Linked DNA regions of Mus musculus: region 1 is linked to region 2. Evidence: chromatin loops called from intact Hi-C (ENCODE). Cell type or tissue: gastrocnemius. All regions are shown on one strand. Links, peaks and the distances in the headings refer to the core of each region. The heading gives the core; the rest is flanking DNA. Region 1 overlaps Lonrf2 (LON peptidase N-terminal domain and ring finger 2). Region 2 overlaps Aff3 (AF4/FMR2 family, member 3).

The links. A loop is a pair of places that touch in the nucleus more often than their neighbours do. Peaks named below come from ENCODE experiments on the same cell type or tissue, not always from the same donor. Only the 100,000 strongest peaks of a DNase experiment are listed, where the experiment ranks them.
Region 1: a loop joins it to region 2, with 6 times the contacts of the local background. A loop is called at or near these places in 32 of 42 quality-filtered maps.

Annotation. Positions count from the first base shown.
Region 1 is chr1:38,779,226-38,796,170 of GRCm38, forward strand. Lonrf2 (LON peptidase N-terminal domain and ring finger 2) reads right to left here. Exons shown (of 12, transcript NM_001029878.2): 12 at 14,444-16,945. Among named protein-coding and RNA genes, the nearest start is that of Lonrf2, 49 kb to the right of the region's middle. In gastrocnemius, for the core only: CTCF peaks have their summits at 8,424 (motif pointing left) and 9,910 (motif pointing right); DNase peaks (open chromatin) are centred at 7,318, 8,420, 9,898 and 11,998.
Region 2 is chr1:38,181,155-38,189,154 of GRCm38, forward strand. It overlaps Aff3 (AF4/FMR2 family, member 3), which reads right to left. Exons shown (of 22, transcript NM_001290814.1): 18 at 5,782-5,853; 19 at 4,171-4,264; 20 at 461-510; 21 at 106-329. Among named protein-coding and RNA genes, the nearest start is that of Gm16150, 34 kb to the right of the region's middle. In gastrocnemius, for the core only: a CTCF peak has its summit at 4,542 (motif pointing right); DNase peaks (open chromatin) are centred at 322, 584, 1,454 and 4,553.

The sequences.
Region 1 (16,945 bases), core at 5,396-13,395, 600 kb after region 2:
CATCACACACACACACACACACACTCATGAACACACTCATGCAACATACAAACATATGCACTCACACTATATACAATTAAGAGTGAGAATGAGCAACTAAGACTTCTTCCATTTTCAGACTCCTCAGAAGCCCATGGTCAGCAGCTTCTTGGGTCTGCCTGGAATCGGATGTCTATGCTGCAGGACACAGGAGCTGAGTGAGGCTCATCCCATTGTGCACACACATGTGCACACACATGTGAACACACACAGACAAAAGATACATCAGTCTCAGCACCTGAAAGGAATAAGCTTTTCTATTTCTCTATCACGTGTAATTTTTTATTTCATAAAAATGAATATGAAGCTAATGAGGAACATTAAGATTCGATAGCATCGGCAGAGGGGCCAATGGTATATGCTATACCCTCTGTGTTTACACAGCATTTCATCCCAAAATTTGTCCCTAGATCCTGTCACCATTCCCCTGTCATAATAAGCAGGTGACTCTGGAACCTTTGCAAACCGACTTCAAGAGTTCATTCTGGACCTTGCTTCTCTTGACCGGATTATCATGGGAGCTCCAAGACAGAGCAGTTCTTTGGATGCTTTTCTGGAGGAAGGGACGGAGACTGGCAGTCAGCATCACTCTCTGTAGCCAGACTTAGAAATGGGGAGGCACAGCAAGAGAGGGACTCTGGAGCCTCCAAGGAAAGAAGCAAGACAAGACAGACAGAGGCAGGTGGGCAGGCAGGCAGGCAGACAGACAGACAGACAGACAGACTTCTGAGTCCCAGACCATTCTGTCTCATTTGCAAACAGGTAGCCAGCCAGAAAACAAGCCACAAAGGACAGGACACATGTCCTTAGACATAGAGTAGTGATCAAAACCAGCTGTCATCCCGCTGCCCTGCCTCCCTTCACAGATATTCTTCCTTGGCCCCTTTAGGGCCACACTGCAGAAAGGTGGGGAGCTGCCAGGCCGGGATAGGCAGGTAACATGGAAATGGTGGCTGAGAACATCCTACAGAAGAGCAACCACAAGGAGGCTGTAGCTCAGAGGCCAGGCCCGTGCCTAGCCTGTGCAGAACCTCAGGGTGGGGTGGGGGGAGAGTCTGGAGGTCTGGGGGTGGGGTAGGGGTTGGGGTTGGGGCTCCTACTCCAAGCACCTACCACTTTATAAATGAAGTATGTGACTACGTCCCATCCCCCCACCACGTGATTTGCACATGTGGTTGCCTTTGTATATCAATTTTTAAAAAACCTATATATACTAGGGAATACAGGCTCCAAAAACTTTAAACTTAAAAAAAAGTGTGTGTGTGTGTTGGGGTTGGGATGGGGGGGGGAGTTAAGTTAGGGAGATGCCAGTGATCAAACCAGTTTGCCTTGATGAGGAGTATCCCAGCGGTGTGGATCCCAGTTGTGTGGCACAGCGGGAGCAGCTGGACCTCTGAGCAGGAAGAGATACATTGTATAGAGAGAACTAAGAAACAACAATAAGGCTAGCTCAAGCTTATCGGCCCGTCACCACCTCACAGGTGAACAGTGTAGGGGAAAAATGCTTCCCACAGGTGTCCACTGACACCGGGCATCTTTGCTAGGAGACCCCAGCCAGGCCTTGTGCAGGGTTGTGCCTGTGTGTGGATCGCCCTCTGTCCCTTTGTGGGTGGGGGTGGGGGAGCAAGCTTCCAAGGGACCTTGACTTTACTGAGCACTGTTTCCCGTTGGCAGCTCTTTAATGTGAAGTTTCCCACCTTTGCTTTGAGTCAATGTGCAGCCATCCTGTTGCTCGTGAATCTAAACTCTGCGGACTTGATGTCTGAGTTCAAAGGCTGGAAGATGCTGGAGGATCAGAAGAGTCAAGTTCTAGTTCAGATGAAGGCTGAAAGCTTCCCGCAGAAAGCTTTCACATCCTGGGGTGAAAGCTGCTTCCCACTACCCGGGCTCCTCTCTTTACTCTCATTGACTGGCACCCATGATAGGATAGACCTGCTTTATGTGGTCCGCTGGTCTAAATGGTAATCTCATCTCAACATACTCTCACAGAGACAGCCAGACCTGTGAGCAAGTGATACAAAGTTTCCCATCTCTGCTCCTCACAGGCAAGAAAGGAAGCCTTGGTTAAGCCTTTCCTAACCACCATCACTGGTGGCAACGCCTGTGTGTATATATATATGTGTGGGGGGGGGGAGGGCCGGAGGGGGAGCACGCGGGGGTCTGAAAAGGGGAAACAATAAAAGGAGGACAGGTTTATCCAAGGCTTGGGAAGGAGCTCCTGAGAGAAGGAAGATAGATCGCTGACACTTGGGCAGGCCATTTGTGTTCTCTCTGAGCCTGTGTTCACATCTTACATGGGGCTCTGCCAACATCTTCCCCTCAGCCAGCATATGCAAAGGGCTGTTTCCCTAACCGCCATCACTGGTGGCAGGGGTGTTACTGGGGGGAACGTTCTGATTAAGGGAAACAATCTTTGCTTTTTAAGCTTTATCACGTGGAACCTCTTAAGGGTAAATCTCTTCAGAACACACATCTTTTCCTGAACTAACTGTGCACTTGTGGGCCAGAGTCCCAGGAGGCTAGAAATTCTCCCCTATGAGACCTAGCCATCCCCTAACCTATACCTCCTGGGCCCCAGGGCTAGCCCAGTCCTTGATGTGAACCAGGATGCTGAGTTCTACTCTCATGCTCTTACTGACGCTTTCTAGCTAGGCATTCTGGCTAATGGGTTGCAGCACATGTAAATCCAAGCTACACTCAGGCATCTATTGGCACAGGGACAAACAACCCTTCGAGAACAGACTACAGGGGCCTGGAAAGATGGCTCAGTAGTTATGAGCACTGGCTTGTCTTCTAGAGGAGCCATGTTCTATCTTCAGCACCCACATGGCCTCCATAACCTCAGCTCTACGGGATCCATATTGTCTTTAGATTTTTCAGCCTGTACAGGCACCAGGCATACACACATGTGGTGCACAGACATACATGCAGACAAAATATGCCCCCATATAATAATAATGATAATAATAATAATAATAATAATAAGTGGGCTATGGGATCCATAGCCCAACAACTTTGAGTTGATGAGCAGCTTTAGTTCAATATGGATTTATTAGGCACCTACTGCATACAGGACTGGAGGTGGAGACTACAGTGTTCCTTTAGGGAGTCAGAGGGCGAGAATCTCCCAGAACTGCTCCTCCTCTAAGCGGTTAGAACTTGATATTCTCAGTAGGATACACCTGCTCCCCTCTCCTTGGGTGGGAACAATGTGGTCTCTAGACCAGGTGTCACTGTACAAGAGCCGGTGATTCCTTTTTCCAGTTGCTAGGAAACGGCTGGCACCTGTAGACAGTAGGTATGCCCTGCCTGCCACCTGTGCTGGTTGATCTCTGGCCTGAGGTGCACCTGGTTCTTGCTTCCTATGTGTTGGGGTGAGATGGCTCTCTAGGGTTTGGGGTCAAAACAGGCAGAGGCTCAGAGGGGTCTGTAAGAGCTCAGGCTTCTACTCCTGTGGGAGTATGGAGGGCTAAAATCAGTGGTGGCTCGGGGCATCGGGTATGGCTACCTATCCGAAGCGCTGGAGCCCAGAGGCTCAGGAGGCAGTGGGTGCCCATCAAGGCTCTGTTATAAGTCCTCAGGGAACACTCTCTGGATAGAGAGGCCAACCCTAGAAACTACTGGGCTTGACCTAGTGCATCGTGGGACATTTCACAGTCACCATCTTATCTAGTGAGAAGTTATGGAGGGCCACAGTTTGCCCTGCTCCTTACACTGAGCTACTGCTGGAGGGCAGGCAGCCCAGCCCAGCCCAGAGGTTCAGGGCTTTGGTCCTGTTCTCCAGCTGGGTCTGCCTGCTCAAGAGGGTGTGTCCCTGGAGTGGCTCTCAGTGCCTGCTGTGACACCAGGTGTGGGAGCTCTCAGGAAGGGAAGGTGGATGGTGGAGAGGGAGAAACAGACCTCTAGGCCTTGGTGGTACCCACAATGGTGGTCACCTACATCCTAAGTCTCAGAAAATAGAGAGGCATTATGGGTTGCCGACTATTCTCAGTTCTTGCCTCACTACTGGGAAGTGCTTGGTTTATCCCACAGATGTTAAAACAGAAACCTACTGCCGCCACCCAGAGAGGAACAATATGTTCAACCCCAAAATTGAGTGAAGATTTCCAAAGAAAAAGAAGAAGGAAGAGGGGGAGGGGGAGGGGAGAGGGAGGGGGAGGGGGAGGAGGAGGAGGAGGAGGAGGAGGAGGAGGAGGAGGAGGAGAAGAAGAAGAAGAAGAAGAAGAAGAAGAAGAAGAAGAAGAAGAAGAAGAAGAAGAAGAAGAAGGAGAAGAAGAAGAAGAAGAAGAAGAAGAAGAAGAAGAAGAAGAAGAAGAAGAAGAAGAAGAAGAAGAAGAAAAGATGAAGAGGAAGAGGAAGAAGTGGAAGCAGCAGCAGTGGAAGAGAAGGAGAAACTGTTGCCTTAGAAAAGTGTATGTGTGTATAAGTTATTTAACATATCAGGCAATATATTATATAATACATTATGAGTATAATGCATGTTGAATGTATTTTATATAAGAAGTAGTATACAATATACACTGTGGGCTCTATGTCTTCAATGTCATTTGTCTTATTCGTTTGTTCTGTGATGATCACCTGCTGGCATTTGGAGATGCTGTAAGAGCTCCTGGCAGTGCAGGGCCCATCCCCATTTCCTGTACAGCACTGGTTCTCAACCTTCCTAACACTGCAACTCTTTTATACGGTTCTTCATGCTGTGGTGACCACCCCCAACCCTACAAGTATTTTTGTTACAACTACATAACTGTAATTTGCTACTGTTACGAATCATAATGTAATATTTTTGTACATAGAGGTTTACCAAAAGGGTTGCGGCCCATAGGTTGAGAACAGGTACAAAGCCCTGGTATATCCTTGAAGAAGTGTTTTCGAATGTTCCACTTGTAAATGCTGGCCAACAAGGCTCCGCCAAACATGTGTGAAATGGGCACAGGCTTGGTTACCCACCTGTACCTGGGTACCCACAGTCGTGTGGGTACACCTGGCTGGACTCCTTCAATGCAGGGAAGGCTCCACCATGGTTCAATCTTGGTTCAGAGGCTTCTCCATGACGTGCTGTTGTAATGGCAGTTGGTTTCCTCAGAATTGAACCATTTCCTTCAGGAGGGAGCAGGGAGGCTCTAGATGCAAAGGGCAACAGGTCTGGGCAAATAAAACATGGACGTCTCAGGAGGCCCCACCAGGGCTGTATAAAAAGACATAAACAACTGCTGGGAGCGAGGTTCTGACCATGAGCTAAAGGGCAGAGCCTTCTCTGACTGTCTAGCTGCCCGAGTGGTGCAGAGCTCCAGGGGCCTAGTTCTCATGAATGGCCACCATGTTGGGGTGGTTTCTCCGTGAGGCTGCTGCTTCTCAGTTAGCTCTGCTACTTGTAGTAGCTCTGCTACTTGTTGGTAGTCACCCCCCCTCCCCAGCCCCACTCCTGGCAATGACCACTGGCGCACCAAGTTGGACGTTGGTACTATCATTCCTTTGGTCTCTTGTGGGCTCTCTTTCTGGTTTGAGTAGATGGGTGTGTGCCCTGGGAAGAGACCGTCATGCTGCAGGTGTCCCAATGAAATGACAAAGTGACCACCTGTCCAAGGCAGAGTGTGGTACAAACTCTAGCGCTGTGCTCATCACTGTTGAGGGTGTAAGAATAAGGAGGTGGCCAAAAGTCCAGAGCAGATGACCTCGAAGGGACGTGGCTTGCTCTAGTAGAGCTGGCAACCTCATTAGCCCTGCCTAAGACCAGCTGGGTACCCCATGCCGTGTCATCAAGGGTGACCATGTAGGGAGCTTCCACAGCAGAGGCTTGGAACTCAGATCTCGGAAATTTGCAAACACCACAGATTCCCACCAACTCTTTCTCAGTGAACTGAGGGAAAATGAAATGTCCTCATGGGTGGAAGGTGCCTGGGACAACTGTTCAAGGTCAGAGTCTGTCCTTCCTAGGGTGCGTGCACCAGACAGGTTTGCTGCTCCTCCGATCTGAGCCAGTGCACCACTCCCTTCAATCTGCCCTAGGCTCTGCTGCCACAGGCTCCATGACAGAAGGCTCCGATGGTGGCTGTGGCCTGGCAGAGCCCACAGGAGGTGGCAGTCAATACCCATAACCAAACTCCCTAACTTTGGGCAAGACCAGCCGTGCTGTGGGGTAGGGGTTGCTCTCAGAGGTCTGCTCCAAGCAGCCCCAGGACTAGAACTGCCCATTTTCTCCAGGAAGATAGTCTCAGACCAAGACCTCAAAGTATCAGAGGGCTGGAGGCTGGGGTGGGCCGAGGGCTGCCCAACCGCAGGCCTCTGGAGTATAGAGCCATAGAAAGACGGATGCTGTGGCTTCCTGTGATCAAAGAGGCACCCATATCATACCCAAATTCACAGCAACCCCAGAAGGAATGGGACATTTCTCCCAAGTCACAGAGAGGCAAAGATGCTCCAATGTGGCTCCCAAGTGTGGCCACTAAGCCTGTCTTTCAACTCACCTTCACAGACTGTATAAACCTCAGACTTAAGGGAGAATGCTCGCTCAGTAGACATGATAATCCAGATATCTTAAGAGGTATATATCTGCTCAGCCTTAAAGAACTAAAGGATCCTCTTCCTTTGGAGCACTGTAAAACCCTAGGAGCTGGGGTGATGTTAGCCCAGGGCAAGGTTGCCTGGGGTGGGTAAAAGGCTGGCCCCCTCTATCCCCAATGTACGAATGTAGGCAAGGCTGCCTAACTCTCCCAGACTCCATGCCACCCTTCCTCTGTGAAGTGCAACAATAATTGGAAATCCCACAGGCTTCTGAACAGGCCACACATGCCAGCTGCTGTGGCTTGTCCTGGCTGTCCCCATTATTGCTGCCCCTTTGATAATGGCTTAATCAATGGCAGCCATTATCATCAGCTATACACTCCCATCTTCATTATCTGGAGCTGTCTTGGCCTATGGTGCGCATTCTTCTGTTTTTAGCAGTTCCTAAGAAAGCTTGCACTTTAAGGGAGAAGGCTGAGAAGAGCCACATTCATTTTCTGTGGACCAGCGGGAATTATGCCTGGTTAACCTGTGGCTATCCCACAGCTAGATGATGTGATGGGAGAGCAGAGAGGATGGGAGAGGGGGGTGGGGAAGGTAGCCTCGGGGATGCTAAGGATCAAAGGGCCACTGTAAGAAGGGTGACCCTGGTAGGACCCTGGTGGACCCCTTCCTTTACGGCAGTGCGTCTCAGCCTCTGAAACACATTGTGTCAGCACTAGCTGGCTGGTCTCCATCCCTGACCTTGTGATGAAGTTGTGAAAGGGGCCCATGTGAATCCCTGGATGATGCCAGGCTGCTGGTGTGGGGCCCAGGCTTTGAGAGACTGCTTTAGTGCCAAGCCCAGTAATTCATCAAACGAAATCACTGGCGGGCAAAAATGAAGCCAATGAACGTGAGCTGTTCATGAGCTGAACAGGAAGCAATGACATCAGAGTTGGGGTAGGGGCGGCTCTGCTGGACACCCCCAAGGCACAGTTCCAAACCAAATGGAAATTCTCCTTTGGCTTTAGACCAAGCACCAAAGAACAGTAATTCCAGACCTCATGGGATGTATCCTCAAAGACTAGGTTAGCACCACCCAGCATTCAAGGCCGTGCTTCAGTGAGCTCCTGGGGTCCCCACACTGTGGAGGTGTGGGCCTCTCTGACTCTCACTGGGTTTAGTTTCTCAGAAGCTCCACTCCTATGCCCACATCTCACCTGAGAAGGAGGCTGAGATCTCCCAAGGACTTGGTGGTCCTTCTGCCCCTGCCTTCCCTAGGCTACTCTGAGCCTCTCTTCCCTGTCTTCTTCCCATAGTCTCAAAAGCAGATTGCTCACCCCATGTTTTACCTGATAGGTATCGTATGCATTGACTCCAAACCAAGGTGTATGTTATAATCTCTAGTGTGTAAATTAGGCAAGCAAGGATCTGGATTCCAGGCAGCTCATTCAAGGTTGCTCAGCTAAAAGGATGGTTCATTGACACCATCTCCAGCTGATCGAGCCAGAAACTGATTTACCACCCAGGTTTCCCTATTCCTTGGCTTTTACCTTGATTTATTGGATAATCATTTCCTTCCAGAGAGAGGCTCAGTAGCTTTCCCGGAGCTGTGAGCCAATGTGGAAGGTATGGGAATTTTAGTCATTAGACTAGATGACATTCGTCATTAGAATAGAGTAACGCTTCAGAGGGTTGCCTCCTGGTTCAAAGTCCACCATGTTGAGGCCCTCCTCTTCTAACAGCAGAGGTGGACTTGACCATAGACGCTCATCTTTGCAGGAAAGAGAAGGTCTCATCTCTTCCATAGCCAGTTAGCTGGTTCCCAGTCTGAACCAGTCCAGACAGACATCGCAGCTGACGTTCCTTCTTTCCTGAGAGTACAGTGACCCCATGTGGCTATTGCCAGGCACAGCAACTTACAGAGTGTGACAGCTATTTCTTCCCTACAAAGCTGTGTTGAGCCTGTAGGACAGTGTCTCCCTGGCATGCAACTGTGAGGCCCAGTGTGGTCTGAGCACATCCCTCCAGGCCCTGCTGAGGGGATGTAAACGTCGTGCTTGGGGATGGCTGACCTTCAATTCTTTTTTTCTGCCCTGTAGGCTCTCACTCCCAGCCCTTCACACACCCTCCCTGCATCTTAGAGACAGGTGAGATGGAGGGAACTGTTGTGTGACCTGTAGATGCAGGAGGTGGAGATGGGGGACAGAATTGGGGGGGTCTACATGTATTGTTTGAAGCTATACCCCCATTTACACATACAAGTGTAAGCACTAAGGAAGCCTCTGCTAACACCACCCAGACGAAGTGCATGGGAACAGGGAAGGATTGCATGTGGCTGCTGCGGACACTTGCTGAGCTTGGCACAGCTTAGAAAGGGTCTTTTTTCCCCCTTCCCCCACATAACGTTAAGTCCCCTGAACATAGGTAGGTGGTTTAGTGGGATCCGTTCACACCTTCTGTTTTCTGTCCCTCACTTCCCTTTCTCTGGCTATAAATAAAACCTGCCTGAGACAAGGTGTAGTGAACTCTGAACCACTTCTCCTTGGGTCTGTAGGACTCAGTTCTGAAATGGCAAATGCAATCGGTCAAGATCCCACCAGACTAGACGGCTGCGGTGTGTCCTGTAAGAGTCATATGTGTGGGTTCTTAACAGATGCTAAGACTGGCCTGTAACGTTTCTGAAACCTTCCTTGTGAGGAGGACAAGGGCTACCCCCGCCCCCCCCAAAAAAAAACCCTTTCTTTCCTTTGCTCAACTGCTGCTCTTCTCATCTCAAGGAGAAGCCCTCCTGTGGCAGATTTGTGACTGAATCTAGACAGTGTTGATTAATAATGAGCAGTCTGCCATCTTGTCTGTTTGTACAGTTGTGTCCAATATTTTAAAAATATCACTTGAGGTGGTTGAATATATATGAATCGATAGAAGATACACACACACACATGAATTGATAGAAGATATGATTTAAGGTACGTATATCATTGGCTTCCCAAGAGGACTCACCCAAGAAATCTTAAAATTTGAGATCTCCTGTAGCCCTTGTGTTAGCTGACTGACAAAGAGATTGTAGGACAGAGAACTCACAGCTAGACTCTGACATACTGTTAATTGGAGACTAAGCAGAAATAATGGCACGTTAACAATGTAGCCCACTGGGAAAATGGAGTTGTCGTTATGACCAGATCTTTCAAACTAACCTCTTCCATCAGAAGTGCAAGTCTGCCCATGTCTTCCAAGGAAGGGAATTGTCTTGGGAAGGTCTGGGCGAGCACTGTGAAGCCTTTTGTTGTGGAATCTTAGCTCAAACTTGTCATCCAAATCTTACTTGATCCAAATCTTACCTGTAGCTAGTACCCTGGTTTCTGCCCTTGCAGTGCCTCAGAATTTCCAGTAGGTGGCACAAGCTACACCTCTCTACTCATCTGTCTTCCCACTAGAACTTAATTGAAAAGATGCTCACTTCTTCCTTTTCCCCTCCTTTCTCGTCACCTGTCTCCCATCTTTCTCTTTGACCAAAAAGAAAATAACATACAAACCAACCAAACAAACAAACTCCAAAAACAAACAAACACTCAGACTTTCTGTTGATTTGGCTGTGAGGATTAATTCAAAGGGGGCCACATGCAAAAGGGAAATGCTACCTTTAAAGATCATGGGGCAGGCAAGAAATGCCACAATGAACTCTTCTGAGTGGCCACTGGCTCTTGTCAGCCATACCTGTAACTGCTTTCACTTTTCAAAATTCACCTTGTACCAGGGACACCTGGATGCTGAGCCTCCTTTGCTTTTGACTACACCAGACAACATCCAATCCCAAATCCTACCTGGTAAACAGCAGTCAAAACAGACTGGTCAGTTCCCCCTAGACACCCCTCAGACAGTCTAGAAAGGCTGACTGGCTTTTTTCTCTTGAGGACCCTGCATGAATCTCCAGCATCGATGAGCATATGTAAAGACTGGGAACCCATGTGGACTCCAGATGTTGACAAACAGTAGAGGGAGGATATATCGGTTTGCTTTTCTGTTGCTGTATTTAAATACTGACCAAAACTAACTTGAAGAGGAAAGGGTTTATTTTAGCTTACAAGTCCATACTCAAGGAAACCCTAGGCAGGAGCTCAAAGGCAGGAATCGAGAGACAGGAACAGCAGAGACAATCCGGGAGCACTGTTTACTGCTTTGCTTCCCCTCCATTTCTGATGCGGCCAGTAGGCATTGCTCAGATAGATACTAGCTTTTGTTTTCACCACAGGCTGCAGCCTGCACATTCCGCAGCTGGGAAAGATGTTACAGCTGGAGCGCACCAGATGGACTCTGGTGCGCAGAATGGTTATTAAAGCGAGCCCCTGGAACTGACACTGATGGAAGGGAAGGGGAGGCGGTGTGGGTCAAGGGAGCAGTCAAGTCACAATGCCAGGCCATCAATAAGCTCAGTCACCAGAATGATCCCTCGGTGATGGCCCGTGGCAGGCAGAGCCCAGCCTTGATAGACCCATATTGATTAGGCTCAGATGTGAGCTGTTCAGAATGCAGAATGACCACAGGCAAGGCAGCTCTCTGTGGCTCAGCCAGCTCTGCTAAAAGGAGCAGAGAGCAGGGGCTTGTATACAGGCAGCATGGGCAGCAGCCATCAAGCAGGGCTTAATCATAAGAGCCAGGAAGGTGCATTATGTGTGCTAGCTACAGTCCACCCTAAGCCCCTCTGGTTTCTCTTGCAAGATCCCTGTTGACTTATCTTCTCAGGGGAAACTTGAGGAGGATGGGGAGAGGGTACATGACTCAGCAGCAGAACAGCTTCTCAGTCACACAGGAATTCCTGTATCTGTTTTCTGGGGCCTTAGAAAAAGAAAATAGTAGAAAGGAAGTTGAATGCCAACATCTTTGGCTGTGTTGTTGTAGAGACCCAGGGCTATCATTTGTGTCTCACAGTTTGCATCTATAGGGTCTGGTCTAGCCTCGTCCTCAGCTATGCCTCAGATATCCCCAATGGCTTTCCTGAGAGGTGTGAGCCCCTCATCCTTCAGCTACACTTAGCTACAACCATCCACACTGAACAAGCGCTATCTCAGGAGTCACTTCTGTTCTGCAAGTCTTCTCTTCCTCATTGTGCTGTGTAAGGGCTGCTGGCACCCCCTTCCCCTTCCTGGCTAGACAACCACCTTTCCCATCAGGAGGACAACTGTTCCTGGTCTTCCTTAAGTGCCCATATTGAAATGGCAATGTGTGGTTCAACTGGTCTCTTGCCATGTTTTCTGACAGAAGTCTCCCTTGAGAGCCAGGCACTTTCATCTTGAAAGCATGCACCCAGGGTGACAGGAAGCAGAAATGTTCCAAGAAATTCCTGGGAGTTTGAGGCACCGCTCCTCGGTTCTCCTGAATGGGAGCAGAGTACTGTATAAAGCTGATCGACTCTAAGAGCCTCCTGCATCTCGGCGGAGAGTGGCATTCTGTCCTTGCATCTCTGAGTTGGCCCTGTGCCCTTAACAGACCTCATTGACTGTGAGCCAGGATGGTTCATGAGATGTTGTCCCCTGGTTCCAGCTGGTTCTCACACCTTTATTCTGTAAGGAAGATCTCCAGGCCTTTGACAGTGACACAGATAGCCAATGCTAGCTAGACAAGCATGCTAGGAGCACCCTGGTGGCACTTCTGAAGGGCTCTGTGGTCAGAACAGGCAAGGGAATCTATTTCTATTAGAATGAGTTACTGATCTTTATAGGGTGAAAGGGATCCAGTGCTGTCAGTTTGTTCCACACGCAGACCTGTCTCTGTTATGACAGACTGGAGATTTGTAGAGCAGGACATGTCAATTCTGGCAAATGAATGTCTGCACCGTCAGACCCACTCACAGTCCCCACCTCTCCCACTGTTGGGCTGGCCCTAGGGCAATGGCACAGGCTGGCTGAGTCATCCTATTAGGTCACGAGGCACATCTTCTGTGGCGGATGGCCTCTAGGAAACCTAACATGAAATGTGACTGCCATTATTCTCTGTCTATTGCCTTCAGATGTCCCCACATGCCTCTGCATCAGATCAAACCTTCAAAGACTTGATCTTCCAAGATCCTAACCCCAGACAAGCTGTTTGGTGTTGTCTGTGGATACATCTGTATTCTGACTTGGCTTGCTTTCCTTCCTCTACAAAGTAGACAAGCAGGTGCACTGCTCTCAACAATGTCCACTGTGAGGCTTATCTTGCACAATTCTTTCAAGATGCCCCTTGATGGAGGCTGTATGGGACTGCCATAATTTAGACACACCAAAACCTACTGAACGGACACTAAGCTTGGCCATTTTCCTCTTGTTGTCTGGTGTTACACAATCCCTAATGTAGCATGGATGTGAAGTGGTACTGGCCCAAGAAGGCCTGTGTTACTTGTTCCTGTGGTGGCTGGGTCAGCTGGTCCTATCTGTGTACAACTGTGGATGGCACTCCTCCATCTTCGGACAGATTCTCGCTGTCCTGTGCTATGTATGACTTGGTGGGTCTGTCAGGACCTGTCTCATCCTGGAGGCTGGGGCTCCATGGATACTTCAGGCAGTGATTCTGTGATGTTTGGTGTGAATCCCATCCAGCATCTTAGCCCATGGTACCAGCTTTCTAGGTACCAGCTTTGCCTTAAGAAGGCATCCTGTTATGGCTGTCTCCTGAGAGTCTCTGCCAGAGTCTGACAAATACAGAGGAGGAAGCTCACAGCCAAGCATTGGTCTAAGCTCGGGGGGGGGGGGGCAATACAGGAGTTGGAGAAGGGACTGAAAGAGCTGAGGGGGTTTGCAGCCCCATGGAGGGAGCAACAGTGTCAACAGGCCAGACCCCTCCCCCAGAGCTCCTGGGGACTGGACCACCAACCAAAGAGTACACATGGAGCGACCCATGGCTCTGGCCACATATGTGACAAAGGATGGCCTTGTTGGACATCAGTGGGAGGAGAGGCACTTAGGCCTGAGGGTGTTCAATACCATAGTGTAGGGAAATGCCAGGGTGGGAGGATAGGAGTGGGTGGGTCGGAGAGCACCCTCATAGAGGCATGGGGAGGGGGGATGGGATAGGGGGTTTCCGAAGAGGAGACCTGGAAAAGTGAAAACATTTGAAATGTAAATAAAGAAAATATCCAAGAGAAAAAAAAGAAGGCATGTGTAATGGAGGGTCCATACTAAAACAGATGGGAAACTATTTGTCCTGGCTACTGGGAGTTCTCATTTGCAAATGGCTTTTAGCTGTCATGAACCCTTTTAGGGCTACCTCACCTCAACCACTGCGTTTCTTAGAATGCTCAAATTTGGTGACTGATCTCAGTGACAGCATAAAGATCTAGCCACTTCAGACCCATCTAGGATGCTGTAGGATCCATCTAGAATCCCAGTTAGTGCTGAGCCCCGTGAGCTCAGCTAAGGCTGTAGCTGCATCTGAGAGAAACTGGACTCCCACTTGCCTAACTCCCTGATGCAAGCAGAATCATCAATTTGCTTACCCAAAGGGCATTGTGATGTAGGTGTTTTCTTAAATGAGGGTTCATCTTCTCAGATGGTTCTATCTTGTGTCAAGTTTACAATACACACACACACAAACACACACACACCACCATGGTCTTATGTGAAAATACTGTTTTTAGGTAAATCGAGTAAAAGATATATTCAGAGAAGACCATTGAGCACAAAGAGAGCAGAAGGCCATATACAAATGAACAAGAGATTTGAGACCTTCATCTAAGAGCCAACGCTAGTGAGGGTCAGCTAGAAGATGCAAGAGAAAGTCTCCCTGAAGTCACAGGAAGCAGCGCTGTGCCACCACCTGGCCTTCAGCTTCCAACTTCTAGGATTGTGGAGTGATATTGTTCTAGGTTTTCCAGCCAGAAGTCTATGGCAGTTCATTAGAACCACACCAAAAAAGCCAATTTAATATATCTTACAACTCGTCATTCACCTTGTTATCTGGGAGTGATTATTTATTTGAAAACATTTACAACACTTTACGTTTTATCTAGTCCAAATATCACATATTAGATACACAATTTCAATGAGTTGAAATGGACAGGGAAAAGAATACAATGAAGTAAACATTTGCAACATTTAAAAACCAGTCTTGTGTAAGAAACAACAAATGCCAAATGTTGCTACTCGCATCTTTGTCCCAATGAGAGCGCGAAGCTGGGTGAATATTCCACATCACTACTGACCTCTAAAGAGGCAAGACACATAATGTTAATTGATAGAGACTTAACTTGTTCAAACCTGTTCTAAATAAAGAAAAATTATTCACAATGCTCAAGTGGTACCAATCATTTCACGGGTACTAAGTCAGCTGTAAGGTAAGTCAGGTGGTAAATATCACAAGTGAACGAGGCAGGACTTAGTAAATCAGCTGTAAGGTAAGTCAGGTGGTAAGTATCACAAGTGAACGAGGCAGGACTAGGCAGCTTTGCAACCTACCGATTAGCCACTTTTTCCAAAGCTCAGTGGACAAAAGTGTGTTGCGGTATAAGCTGTATGGAAGGAATGCTGGTCAAGGAAATAGCTTTACAGGGTGGAAAGTCTACTTCGAAAACAGTGCTGTCTGCAGTGGGGACCCCAGCGGAAGCAGACAAAGCAAAGACTTACCAAGGGTTTCAACATGGTTCACAGTACTCAAGCTTTGTCCAGCTTTCCGTCATATTCCAGTTGTGAAGGTGCACTGCGTACTCTCCTGTTGGCTCTGATAAACACCATGGCTGAGAGAGAGAGAGAGAGAGAGAGAGAGAGAGAGAGAGAGAGAGAGAGAGAGAGAGAGAGAGAGAGAGAGAGAGAGAAGAGAGAGAGAGGAGAGAGAGACAGAGAGAGAGAGAAGAGAGAGTGCATGCGCCAGCCCATATGGTACGGGAGTCATGGCAACAAGGAGCCAGAGCAGGAAGCCGAGAGGTCACATCTTCAACAGCCAACGTGAAGCACAGAGAGCAACTCCAAGTGGGGCAAATCGATAAACTCTCAAAAGTCCACCCCCAGGGACATGCATACTCCAGCAAGGCTGCACCTGCTAAAGCCTCCATAATGTCAGCCAAATAGTGGCACGAAGTGCAGATCAAGTGTTCAGATACTAGAGTCTGCATGTGTGTGCATTTCTCATTTAAACATCCACACAGAGAAAGTCTTTTCTTGGAAAAGCCACCAGCACACCTGGACCATGGCACAGAGGTCTACTACAGCTCCATCTTGTCTTTTCAGGCACTGCGATGGGGCCTGGCTGCTCTGTGATTCCAGTGTGCAGCTGGTCTGTTGCTATGCTCTCCCCGTGAAGAGGAGTCTGAAAATGACTCAGACCACCACATAGTGTGATTTACAGAATGCCAATAGGTACCAAGGGGAAAAAGAAAAAAAAAAAAACACACCAATGAGGGGCTGTGTGAAGGCTGATGGAATTCCTGTCTCACCCAAGAGAATCAGAAACTATTTGAGTTTTCTCTGGCCTGTAACAAAAGGTAAGCATCCTTTTGGATTCTGCGGGATACGACAGGTTCAAGTCTGTTAACAGCCCCACTCTTGTAGGAACTCACTATGAACCTTGGCCTTGAAAGTAAGGGTGAGGAGCTTTGGGCCAGATGAAGCTGACTATGTAATCAACCCCAGCTATTCAACTTCCAAATTACACTAGGCATAACCATCAGGAAACAGAAGCTGTTAGGCAGTATGGGAGTGGAGAGCAGAGGACCACTGTGTACTGTGCACTTGGCCTTAAGGGATGTCCTCATTAGAAGCAGGAGCAGCCACTGGGGTTACTGTCAACTGATAGGGAGGGGCCTCTTCTACCTCAGCTTTAGGGAATGGGTTTTTCTTCTATGCTTTGCAGTCTGTGGAAACCCTGCCTGCTGCGTTCCAGTCAAACATAGCATCTTTGGAAATCCTTTGTCTCCTTCTAATCTCCATACAAACTACGGAAATGTACTAAACCCTGCTACTCCTAACCGTGGTTGGGGAAGGTGGGGGAGTTACTGCTTAAGCCCAGCATGGGCTCCGCTGACCTGGTCTGCTGACTTACAGAGTTTCTTTCTTCCTAGAGTGCATACTTGCTCAGAACGAGCTGCTGCAACCCAGTTAGAGCCATGAAGAAAGAAACTCTAAATTCTTAGTTGGCTCAGACCAAAGAGCTTGCTCCAGTTTGTTCTAGGAATAACAATGGATTGGGAGGCATTTTACACAGCCACACAGCTAGCACAGGCGCTCTGGAGTTGTCTGTAATTCTGGAAAACAGGGTTTTGCACATCTAGTATGATGCCATCAAGAAAGGGCTTGGTGGGTAGTCAGGGTCTCTTCTGCTGCCTGCTGCTGTTACAATCCATCACTGTTAAAACTGAAACCCATACAATGGAGCCTGAGAATCACCTGCACTCCTAGCCGCCTGACATAACTGCTTCTCACAGAATCTAGGCCATGAGCCTCTCTTTGTCTGG
Region 2 (8,000 bases), core at 1-8,000:
TTTTCTTTCTCCTTTTGTAAACTGTGAAATTTGATCGCCAATGCCCCTCGGGCATATTTCCCTGTGCCTGGGCGGGTCCCCATTCTCCAGGGCTTGTGCACACACCTCTGTTTTCCTTGGCCAGGTTATCAGCCATCTCCCAGTAGTCATAGCTGTGGAGGATGCTGTTGGTGATGCTGACGTGATTGGCCGCCATCTGGTGAATGCGCTGGGGGATGCTGACGATGGTCGATGGGGACAGGCCGCTGGAGCTGGAGAGGCTGCCCTGAGACCCCACGGAGCTGGCGGGAGAAGGGTTGGGAGACATGGGGGATGGGCTTCCAGTGCTCCTGGAAGAAGAGAGGTAGAAAATCCAGAGTGGAGAGGTTGGGAGCAGGCCAGGCAGGGAGGGCAGCCCCTCCCTCCAGGTATCGCGTCATGCAATGCGTGGTTTATCTGCATTTGGGGAAAGTGAACTTACTTGCCACTGGACCCCCATGGGGATGGGGCTTGGGCAGCTTTCGATGAATTCTGCAGGGAAATGAAAATTGGTACAGTGAGTGGCACTGGTTAAGTGACAGCAGCATATTTTCAGTCAACTGTGACAATAACTACTAAGATTCTGTAGGTCAGCGCAGACTCACTGAGAACAGATGGCGGCAGCGGGGAGTTACAATCTCGGGGCAGACACTAGTGTGTATGAATGTGTGTGTGCACAAGTGTGCATATATGCCTTTACACACAAATTTTAGGCATGGAATTAGTCATAACTGCAAGGGTTTGGTGAACGATGAGCCAATCCAGAGTTTGTTTGTTTGTTTATTTTTAATTGGAAATTAGTCTAAATCTTCTCAACAGAGTAGGAACTCTTCCCTTCTCCACAATAAGCAAGCCTTGCACCTAACTTTAGAGATCATCTACAGAGGCTTTTGAAAGAAGTGTGTCGTTAAACCCTATTGTTTTAAATTACAAAGTTTAAAATTATTTCTTTTAATGCTGGGTGTGGTGGCACATGCTTTTAATTCCAATACTCCAGAGACAAGCAGGCAGATCTTGGAGTTTGACGCCAGCCAGAGCTACAGAGAAACCCTGTCTCAAACAACAACAACAACAACAACAACAACAACAACAACAACTTATTTCTCTTAAAGGAATAAGAGAATATTCTTAAAGTAATAGCTTCAAATGTATTTCTTTTCTTTTCTTTTTTTGGTTTTTTCAAGACAGGGTTTCTCTGTATAGCCCTGGCTGTCCTGGAACTCACTTTGTAGACCAGGCTGGCCTCGAACTCAGAAATCCGCCTGCCTCTGCCTCCCAAGTGCTGGGATTAAAGGCGTGCGCCACCACTGTCCGGCTTCACATGTGTTTCTTAATGGAAAATTTAGAAATTCTAACACTTATTGGTACCTTATTACTAGCCCAATTAATTGTACTGAGATGTCCCCTCCCCCTTTGGTGGTATTGGGCACTGAGCCCAAGGTGTTACAGGAAAGCTCTCTGCCGCTCAGCTCTATCCTCAGCCCCTGACTTCCAGAGGTAGTCTGGCTTGGATATTACATCTCATGGGCTAGGTACTACATCAGGCATTTAAAGGTTCCCTGTGTTGGGGTGTGGCTCAGTCACAGACTGCTTGGCTGGTATAAGAAGCTCCCAGGTTTAATCCAAGGCACCACAACAAAGCAGAAACATATAAGCAAGCAAGAGAAAGCAATTTAAAAAAAATTTATGTGTCTGTGTGTGAAGTGTGTGTGTGTGTGTGTGTGTAGGGCTGTGTGTGAGAGCATGCCATGGGTGTGTAGAGGTCAGAGGACACCTTGTGGGAGTCAGTTCTTTCCTTTTACCATGTGAGTCCTGGGGGAATGGAACTCAAATCATCAGGCAGCTAGATGCCACGTGTCTAGCCTCTGAGGCAGCACACCAGCCCAAACCAAAAAGTTTGGAAAGTGTTTTCTTAACCAAGAGAAATTGGCAAGTGCAGCCAGCGGGCTTCCTGAGAGCCTGACCTGCCTTCTTGGGTAGTCTACACCAGGAGGGGTTAGGACAATGAGGGTCCCACCATTTCTTCCTTTCAGGGACAAGAAACCATGCCCACCTAAGAAGGTGCTTCCGGCAGAAGGAGCTTCGTGAAGTGCCTGGCCATCCAGTGTTAGTGGGGAAGCTACCACTATGATAAGAACTGGCTTTTCAGGTTCTCCGCAAGTGTAGACACAGGACAGAGTCACAGACTGCCACTTTCACGTGTCTCATGGAGAAAGCCGGGAAGAAAATATCACCTTAGGGGGTTCCCTCTCTTTCCTGCCAGAACGGTTCTGACGTGCCTAGCTGACGTGAGGCTCTTCACCTGTGTCTCCTCACGTCAACATTGTGGACAGGAGAGCGCGACGTGGAAGAGGGAGAGACGTCTGGGGGCTGCAGGCAGCTTCTGAATGGATGGAAGTCTGTAAGCCTCACGACATGGGTAGAGACAATCTCTCCCTAGAGACGGACTGCTAAAGCATGTTTTTCACAGCCAAATTATCACGGTAGCCTGCAGGCTCCAGGCCCCAAGCTGTATTTAAACGATCCTTAGAGTGTGGCACAAAGGGCACCTAGTAGCTACAAAACTTCAACAGGAAGGATAAGGTTTGGAGGTCCCCTGAAGGCATGTGGTCAGAACTGGGAGAGAGGGACAGATCTGAGATGTCCTGTCACAAAGATGGTGGCAGCAATTTAACAGGTGCAGTGTACAGCAAACCACACTGTACACTATTAATAGTAACCTGCCACTTGAAATATACTTAAAAACATACAAATGCCCATAACTCCTAGAAGAGAAACTGATTTTCTGTTCCCTTCTCTGTCCATTTTTGTTCATACTTTCAGACTGGATACACACACTGAAAACAATCCTTTAAAAGCTTGCCAGGACTCACTGGGATCACAGAATTTATCTTACTCCTTTTCCAAGCATCTTCGGTTTTACTCTATATAGCAATTCATCCCTTAGATTCTGATCTGAAAGTCACTCTCTCTGCCTCCTCTCCCATGTCTGTTATGTGTGTTTGGGACAGGTCTCACTGTATAGATCTGATTGGCCTGGAACTTGCAGCGATCCTCCTGCCTCTGCCTCCTGACAAGCCTGCCAGGCTATCTCATTGCTCCGCAGCAGTCATTCCATATGAACAATTAGAAAATGGCAGTGCACCAGACACAGACCAGAGCATCACCAGAGTAGCCTGACCATCCAGCTGGTCTCTCAGATGTTCAGGATGTCAATAAATGACTAAAAAAGATGTGTGTGTGCGCGTGCATGCACATGCGTGCATGTGTCTGTGTGTTTATATATGTGTGTGCGTGCATGTGTGTATTTATATTTATGTGTCTGTGTATATGTGTATATATGTGTACATGTTTGTATGTGTGTGTCTGTGTGTTTGTATGTGTGTATCTGTGTATGTGTTTGTATGTGTGTGTATGTATTTGTGTGTGTGTGTATGTGTATGCATGTATGTGTATGTGTGTGTCTGTGTGTTTGTGTGCATGTGTGTGCATGCATGTGTGTGACAAAGGAGGGGTGGAGACAAGGACGGTGTAATCTCAGACAAATGACATTTTGAACAAATGATTAACTTCAGGTACACTTGCAACAGCGCAGCAAAGAGGTGCTCTTCATTTGTTTTGATAGTTTTGTATTCTTCTCAGGAAAGTAATTGAATTTTCTGAGATAAAAGTTGCCATGGCTGTGATTCGATCTGTGTCACCACCACACATTGCTGTTGAGGGTCTCTGAGCTATAAGGAGCCATTTCCTATCCTTAAAAATGACATTTCAATCAAAGATTAAATCAGCTACAAGAGATGAACTCAGGGCAGTGGGTCTAAGTAGTTACTTCTAAGAATCTACGTGGACATAAGGAATCAGGTCTGCTCTAAGGACAGATCTATCCCCTAGACATTGGGGACAAATTGGACATTCTCTGTTTAGAGGCCATAAAAATAAGGACATGAAGACAGGGGAACAAGTTATCTGGGCTCTCAAGGCCCATTCTTGGAGCCCTGCAAACCACAAGTGTGTCATAAATGGGGTGACTCTGGACAACAGAGATGGCAGGTTTAGCCTCAAGGCAATGGGTGCATGAGGCCTTTCAGAGGTGCCTCTGCCAGGGAGAGAGCCTAGCACAAGGAGGCATGGTGCCTATTTGCTAGGCAGTACCTTGAAATAGTCGATAAGTGCTTTTGAATATTTTACAGCATGGTCTCTTTTGAGTCGAAACATCCGCCAGTATAGGAGAGCCAGGCATCGGTAACTGCAGGGGAAGAAGAGAAACGTGTGTCTTTCACAGCGAAGCTCCAGAACAAATCCTGTCATTTCTGACTCAATATTTTGATCACACTTATACCTCTAAAATGTTTCCATCTTAAGTATGTGTATGAGTATTTGATGTTCCTTTTGTTCAAAAAAACACGATTCAAGATTCCAAGGAGGACCCCCATACCTGCATTTACCACCAGATGAGGTGTAATAACAGCTTGAAGAGCTCTTTGTTGGGAACAGGGTCAGGCCACTCTCCTCTTCCACCACCAGAGGGCAGTGTCTCCCCACTACAGCCTGCGGGAGTGCTAGCACATTCTACCCTGCTTTATGGGGCGAGCTATTGGCCTCGCAGACGGGACAGCAATTTCCCAGATTCTATCACCTCTGCTTGTTAACGCTTTACTAGATTGTAATCAGTTCAAATAAAGTGCATTACAACCACAACAGAAATACTAATCTGAGGCTAGTTACGTTTGCTCATTTACTACAACGTTTTGTATAATTATTTATAACCTACATATATTCCAACATTAATTATTAATCACCGTCAATTTATTAATCTCATCACGGTACTTCAATAAAGAAAAGGGCATATTTAGCATTTCCTGAGACTCATTCTTTCCTGGTGCTTGACACGGGTAATTCTTCCCCAGCTCAGATCAGGAATGTGTTACAATCACAAGGCGCCCAGTATAACCCGATCCACCTCTTCTAGCACCTCAAACTCCCGAGGAAATCACGTCAAACGGCTCAAGATCATCTTGTGTCTCCCTTGCGGTTAGGCCATCTGAGATTCCATTTGCTCTTCCATCTCACAGATTAGACCTAGAGCTCAGGGAACCTGCTGAGGGCACACACCACTTGGAATTCACAGGACAAGAGACTAAGAGAGGGGCCGTACAGTTTGAGAGATGGGTTGAAGTGGCAGAGCAGATGCTGTGGGGAGAGTAATCACTGCACAGCCCTTACTGCTGTAATCCTAAGTGCAGGGAGATTAATTACCCATTAGCTAGTGTGGAAGAAATTATTTTACTACCTAAGTAAAATGAGCGTCCCCTCGGTTCAGTGTATTGATAACTCTAATGGATTGTGGGTACTCGTGCATACTGATTCGGCATGCAGAGTAACTTGTCCATGATTTTGACTGCATGTAAAGTGTTAAGTGTAAGAAAAATTCCATTTAGCACAGTTCACGTTCAAAGAACTGAGGTGGGGCCCGCTGTTTTGACTTCGCTTTTGTGTGTGGGCACATGTGTGTATATGTATGTGCTCATGCCTACCCATGCATGTGTAGAGTCCAGAGGTCCACACTGGGTGTCTGTTGTTCACCTGATTTCTCTGAGACAGGGGGCTGCTGGTTTTGGTTACCCTGATCGACTACTGTCATCATTCTCTCCCTGTGATGTGGTCAACCGTGAACTCAGGGTACCTTAGGGGAAAGTGGTCTGGAGGTTCCAGGAAGCACAGGGCAGCTCAGCACCCCATTTGCAGAGCTGGGGTTATACTTACCAAAGCGCAGCTAACTGTTTGTCCTCTGGTGTGGCATTGGGGCCTGAGTGGGTTTTTAGTCTCATAGCATACCTTAAAAAAAAAAAAGATAAAAAAGCAAAGGAATTAAATAGTTCTTTCTGGGTATCAACAGAAGTTTTTCTATGGCTCTCCACCCCACCCTCAGGTGTTCATTCTTTCCTTTCTTTTTATGTATATGTGTGTGTCTTTTTGTGTATATGTGTGTACATGTATGTACATATGGGAATGTATGGGTGCGGATGCCCATGGAGGACAGACTGGGTGTCGGATCCCCCGGAGCCTAAGTCACAAAGTAGCTTTGAGTTTTGGGATTCAAACTTGGGTCCTCTGCACAGGTAGTGGGTGTTCTTAACCACTGAACCCAACCTGAGTACATCCATCGGTGTACACAGTGCTGACAAGCCTGCCTTAAAAGCTAGCTGATGGCATTACTGTGCCAACTGGAAAGAGATGGCTTGTATGATGTGCTACCTTCTGTACCTTAATGACACAGAACCAACTCTCAGGAGTGCTGCAAGCTCGAGAAGCATTCACAGATACGGTAGGCGTCATTTCTGCATTTCTACCACACTGCGCCACTGAGGATAGAGCTGAAGCTCACCCTGGTACTTGGATGTAGTGCTCAGATTTGACTTTGTGAAGCTCTTGGCATAGCAAGCGGCTTGCTGAAAACGGCTGAGAAAGTAATCCTGCTGCTGCAGAATTTCTAAGTTCCGAGAGCAGCCCTTTGCAGCTTACCCCAGAGCTTGCCCAGGGTAGAGCCCTGTCTGTGTGACTGCCGTTTGATGGCATCGATGTTTTACACTGATGAGGCACAGACGTCTTTACCTCCCTTTTTTAAAGTCATAGTATCTTGAATACCAGACAGTGGTGTAAATTGTGTTTCAACCATCAAACCATTTACAAAGCTCACTCGAAGGAACAGTTTATTGTGGACACAGCTACAAATGTTCTTCCTCCTGGACACCCCAAGATTCCCTTTTCCACCACGTCTTTTTTATTGAGGAAGTTCCTTCATTCTTAAAAAAATTTTTTTTATTTAAGTTTTTTTTTAATTAGTTTACAAATAACTAGGTTGTATTCTGGCACTCTCCAAATACAATTTGTTTTTGTTTTATCTCCATTCCAACCTTCCATTATGCTCTGAGAACCGGAGAGGGAAGCAAGAGATGTGGGTCAACTAGAGACACATGCTTCTGGTGCCCTTAGCCTGACTCCAGCTTGAGCACTGGAAGGTTGTTTTTAGACTCCCTCTGCCCCAGTGAGAGGAGACCACTGCTGTCCTCGGAGGTGGTCTCAGCACTGACAACATGCCTTTGCTTTATGGTTGTTTTCAGGATTTGGGTTTTGTAGTCCCATGTTGTCATGGTGTGTCTTGGCATGTCTTGGTATGTCTTTAGGGTTATCCTGTTTGGGGTTTCTTGGCTTTTTGAATCTGTCTTTTGTTCAGTGATTTTTAGCCATTATGTCTTCTGCCCCATTCTCTTTTCCTCTCATTCTGGGGCTCTAGTGATAACACACACATACACACACACCACATGCACACACAGAAACATACCACACACATACATACACCACACTACACACATAAAATACATACACACATACATACCCCCTAACCTCCACACACACACACACACACACACACACACACACACACACACACACACCACATATATAACACATACACACACACACATGCCACATACAAACATACATACATACATACACACAGCACACACACATTACATGCACACACACGCACATACATACATGCATGCACATACATGCACACACACATACATGCATGCATGCACATACATGCACACACACGCACATACATGCACACACACGCACATACATACATGCATGCACATGCATGCACACACACAAAGTTGGATCTTTTGTGGTCATGTTTGCTGTAGTTTGTAGTGACTTGGAAATTCATGAGTTGGGAGTGATTCCCAACCTAACAGTACTCAGGGGCAAGAATCTTAAGATGGCCGGGCAGTGGTGGCACACGCCTTTAATCCCAGCACTCGGGAGGCAGAAGCAGGCAGATTTCTGAGTTCGAGGCCAGCCTGGTCTACAGAGTGAGTTCCAGGACAGCCAGGGCTACACAGAGACACCCTGTCTTGAAAACCAAACAAACAAAAAAAGAGAGAAAAGAAAAAAAGAGAAAAAGAAAGAACCGTAAG